Regions from separate parts of the Mus musculus genome. Here region 1 is linked to region 2. A link is a loop called in an ENCODE intact Hi-C map of the cell type or tissue named here. Cell type or tissue: heart. All regions are shown on one strand.

Region 1 (2,500 bases), 150 kb after region 2:
AGGAGACCGACACCCTGATCACTGTTGCCCGCCTGCTCTTTCTCTGAAGTTTAAGCTTCTTATATTCACTGACTGTGTGGCTGGCTTAATATCACCCGGGCACAGCTAGAGTCATTGGGAAGACGGATCCTCCGTTGTGAGAATGGCTCACCAGGCTGGCCTGGGGGGCGTTTTCATGATTGATGTGGAAGGCCCAGTTCACTGTGTTGATGGTTGGGTTCTCTAAGAAAGCAAGCTGAGCAAGCCATGGGGAACAAGCCAGTAAGCAGCATCCCTCCATGGCCTCCGCATCAGCTCCTGCCTCCAGGTCTCTGCCCCGACTTCCTCCGATGGTGACTACAGGCTGTAAACGGAAATAAACCCTGTCCTCCCCAGGCTGCCTTTGGTTATGGTGTTTCTCACAGCACCAGAAAGAAACCAAGGCATTGATGGTGTGGTGTGTGGCCCCTTTCCACTTCTCTTCTCTCTTTCTTGTTTTATTTTATTTTTTTAAAATCTCTTGGCTGTGACATCACTGGGTCCTGCCTACGATTAGAACAGCATTTCTTGAGTCCCATGAATATGGGTGTAGATCTATGTGCCTTCGGGTTTGGAAGGGCTGATAAAGGGGAGGGGCACCATTTAATTTAGGAATGATACTCCCATAACTACAAGTATGACAGACATCACTGACATTTATAGAAGCAGTATAATATTGGGAAAAAATAGCTCAAGAAATATAACTCTGTAACAAGATATATTACTGCTGTAAAGAATAACATGGATGCACGAGACCCAGCAAGGCTTCCCAGGCTGTCTTAACAACACTCAAAAGAATCTCTGCTGTGGGAAACCGCAGCCCAACGTCCCTGAAAGCTGTTAGCTATTAATGCTAGGAAAAAAAACTTAGTACTGCTCTGTTGACAATAAAATAAAAATCAGACATGTTTCCATAGTAATGAGCATTAGTATCTAACTTAGCAAAGGGCAACCTGTACAACCTGTAGTTTAAAGACAACAATGTTATCAGGAAAAATGTTAGATGCCCTTCAAGTACCTAAAAATTTATACCTATAAAATATTGTCTTCAAACTACTGGAGCAATCAATGGAAAAATGCAGTGGTCAGAAGTAAAAACACGCCCCCGAACTCTGGAACCCTGAACTAAGGACCAGCCCGTGACCAAGGAACCTAGCTGATTACATAAGTTGGGTTTCAGATCAGTGCAATTCCTCAGATCACCAGCAGAGGGCAGAGTGCAGTGTGCAGCAAATACTCAGGGAAAAGAAAGGCCTACATCTCCACAATGTCACAATTGAAAAAAAACCACATATCTGTGGCTCTATCTCCTGGACCTCTGGACCAGCTGTAGAAATCTGCTGTAAATATTACCACAGCCTATTTTTTTGTTGGCTGTGTTGAGTATCAAGCCCAGAGCTCTGCACATGCCCAGTTAAGTGCTCTTCCACCGAGTCACAACCTTAGTCCTAATTTACCAAAAAGATAAAGAATTCCAATCCCTTGTCTGCGTCTGCATTACGGAGCTCAGACATTTATTAGTGGTGCCACGCAGCCCTGCCTTGTGCTTCAGGGCACTGATGCCGGCTCCCTCCCTTGGTAAATCCTCTACTTTTTATGCATCTCTACTCCCTGGAGCTCTCCCAGTCTCTGAGATATATTTCTTTCCACCCCGGTTCTGCACAACCACGTCACTACCTTCCTAAACCAAGTGAATTACAGCAAAACCTAGCAAAGAGTTTCTCTTTTAGACACTAGTCAAGGAGTTCACGGAAGCTTTCTATAGGCTACGTGACTAGATCCTTGGGACCCCACAGCATCACGTTAGAGACAGCCATTATTCCGGGTAACAAAGCTCAGTGTAACCGCTGAAATGCAAGGCAGTTCAGATGCGATCACACACTTGTCTGAGTTCTAGCTTCAGGCATCACTGGGACATAAGGACTGAAGACGAACTCAGCAGTGACCAGAGCAGGAAGAGCTGTGCGGTTTCCTCTGCATGGGAGCCGTGTCTTGCTACTGCAAAAAAAAAAAAAAAAAAAAAAAAACAAACAAACAAACAAACAAAAAAAAAAACGCTCCACACGCCCTAGCCTTCTTACGCCACAAGTAACAAAGGTACCTTTAATGTTACTCAAGCTAAGGAGGGTCTGAGCAAGAAGATGGGAGAACTCAGACAGGAATAAAAAGTCAATAGAGTGTGGAGGGGTACTGTAGCCCAGGGAAAGAGAGTGTGTGTGGGGGGGGTGAGGGGTCGGGGGTTCTGTGTCACTGGTATCACAGTAGAAAGTATGAAGCCTAGAGTCTGAGTCTCAGAACTGCGAAAAAGCTAAACAAAACAAAAACCAACCAACCAACCCCACCAGAATAACGCAACATCTATCTATTGAAACACACAACTACTCATATCATTTAAAAGACAATGTAGAAATAAGCTTTATCAAAGTTCAATGTAGAATGTAATATGATGGTAATATTACCTAAGTCATAAAATCAGCTAACT
Region 2 (2,500 bases):
AAAACAAAACAACAAAAAAAAGTGGTTGTGTGCTGCTTGACATAGGTACTAGAAACTGAACTAAGGTTCTCTGGAAGAGCAAGCAGTAAGTTGAAGTTCTCTTAACTGCCGAGCCGTCTCTCCTGCCCTCTGTGACACTTTAATGCGGCATCTACACGTATGGACCATCACATGCTTTTGGTAGGTTGTCACCGGGCTTCAGTTTAACCTCTCTCAATGCTAGTTACTGTAGGGGTCTGCTGATGCAAACATTTGTTTTCTTGCAATAGGTTTCACTTTAGTTCAGGCTGGCCCAGACTTTAAGATGTTCTTGCTTCGGCTTCCCGAGTGCTGGGATTTCAGGCGTGCACTACTCTGCCGGACTCAGAGAATGTTTTTCATTTGTATTTTCTATCTGACCGAGCCCAGACGTTTCAGAGCCACCCTCCCCATCCTTCTCTGCCTACGATGTCTCTAGCAGTTCTTGTTTTGTTTTGTTTCTGAGACAGGGTTTCTCTGTGTAGCCTTGGCTTTCCTGGAACTCACTCCATAGACCAGGCTGGCCTAGACTCACAAGAGTTCCTCCTGCCTCTGCCCCGCACCACTAGGATGAAAGGCATGCACCACCACCTACAGGCCTTGTTTTGATCTTTTTATCCACACTTATTTGTTCTTTTTAAATTGGAAACTGCTTCTAAACAAGAGGGGGGGGGGGATAAGGTTTAGAAGTAGGAAGTATATATGTTAACTAACCATTTGTCGAACATATAGTGTGACATTAGAAATCAATGACTTTAGAATGGTAGAAGCAACAGCCAGGTGACTTGAGTATTTAGAGAATAGTGTAACTAAACATGCCATGGTCTCTGGGTGGGACGTTGAAAGTCAACCGTTCTGCGTAGGGGAACACATATCAGAGAGGACAGCTCATCCAAGTGCACGGATAGATTAGGGAATGAAGAATCATTTCCTACTGTATAGCTGGTAAAAGACATCACGTGGGCCATGTATTCCCAAAAAATATATGGGCAGAGGATTGCAAGGGTTGGAGGGGGTGGGGGTGGTGATGGGGGTGGGTCGTACACAATACATACAGGGATGCATCTCACAAGCAACGATGGTCATTTATTTCGTTATTTATTATACCCTTGCCTCTGTTCCATAGATCTAAGCAACCTGGGGGAGAAAAAAAAAAAAAAAAAAAAAAAAAGGCGGCGACACCTAGCAGCACGAAACCACGCCCTCTTACCCCCCCCCCCCGTCTCAGCCATGAAAAGCCCCGCCCTCCCGCGCACGCGCCTCAGCACGTTTCGCGGCCTCCGAACCAGCAGAGGGCGTAGAGAGCGCGCACCGCGCACGGCTGCTTCCGGGTCAAGGGTCAGACAGCCGCCTTTCCGTTTGCCATGGTGCAGCTCCGGCCCCGCTTGTCGCGTATTCCCGCGCCGGCTGAGGCGATGGTGGACGAGGACCAGGCGGCCTCGGAGGAGGAGGAGGCGGAGCACGGCCTGCTGCTCGCGCAGCCTAGCAGTGGCGCGGCCGCCGAGCCCCTGGACGAGGAGGAGGACGCGGACGACGAAGCCCCGGAGGAGCTGACTTTCGCCAGCGCCCAGGCGGAAGCCCGGGAGGAGGAGCTGCGCGTGCGCGCGAGTGCTCGCAGGTGCAGCGCCCGGGAATGTTGGCGCCTCGGGACTCCCCAGGCTCGGCCGGCGCTGACCCGACTCCTTTCCTTCCAGGGATAAAACGCTGTTGAAGGAGAAGAGGAAACGGCGCGAGGAGCTGTTCATCGAACAGAAGGTTGGACGCGGGACTTGTCGCTTATGTAAACTCGGCCGGGGCTAGAGTTCCCTTGCTAAAAGCTCCTTAAAGGATAGGGTACTGGAGAGGTGCAAGGGCCATTGGCGTTTCTTGGAGTCTGCCGTAATTCAAAGTAGGCGTGGAAGCACTGACACTCATCTATCCCTGACAGTAGGTCTTACAGGCTTCCAGAGGTGGTGAGGTTTGCTTGAGTTTTTAAAATTCTAGGCTGGAGCTAATGATTTCTTTTTTCGCACCCCAGAGATCTGATTTCGAGTGGCCATACCTAAATACCTTTCAGTTAGTAGCCGGGATACTTGAACGTTGAGCTACTTTGGGTAAAATGACAGGGAATGTATTGGGCTTTCTTTTCTTTTCTTTTTTTTTTTTTTTTTTTTTTTTTTCTTCCGAGACAGGGTTTCTCTGTATAGCCCTGGCTGTCCTGGAACTCACTTTGTAGACCAGGCTGGCCTCGAACTCAGAAATCCGCCTGCCTCTGCCTCCTGAGTGCTGGGATTAAAGGCGTGCGCCACCATGTCCGGCCTGTATTGGGCTTTCTAAATCCAGTCTTAATGTTGTCGGTTTAGAGGCAGCAGGGACGTATTCACAGATTGGCCCGAATTCAGGACTGTTCGAAATGAGTAACGTTAGAAGTTATCTCCAGGCATACCTGTACCTCACTTTAACTTGTCATCAAATGTCTTTATCCCCAAAGAAAAGAAAGCTG

Evidence for each region. Peaks named below come from ENCODE experiments on the same cell type or tissue, not always from the same donor. Only the 100,000 strongest peaks of a DNase experiment are listed, where the experiment ranks them.
Region 1: it touches region 2 in a loop (2.3-fold over the local background); 6 of 42 quality-filtered maps call a loop at or near these places.

Annotation. Positions count from the first base shown.
Region 1 is chr13:43,545,832-43,548,331 of GRCm38, forward strand. The region is part of intron 6 of Mcur1 (mitochondrial calcium uniporter regulator 1); the gene reads right to left. Among named protein-coding and RNA genes, the nearest start is that of Mcur1, 13 kb to the right of the region's middle. In heart, a CTCF peak has its summit at 1,221 (motif pointing right); a DNase peak (open chromatin) is centred at 1,210.
Region 2 is chr13:43,397,023-43,399,522 of GRCm38, forward strand. It overlaps Nol7 (nucleolar protein 7), which reads left to right and starts at 1,354. Exons shown (of 8, transcript NM_023554.2): 1 at 1,354-1,636; 2 at 1,713-1,773; 3 at 2,489-2,500. The coding sequence starts at 1,383. In heart, a CTCF peak has its summit at 1,319 (motif pointing right); DNase peaks (open chromatin) are centred at 1,379 and 1,469; H3K4me3 peaks cover 1,829 bases; H3K27ac peaks cover 901 bases.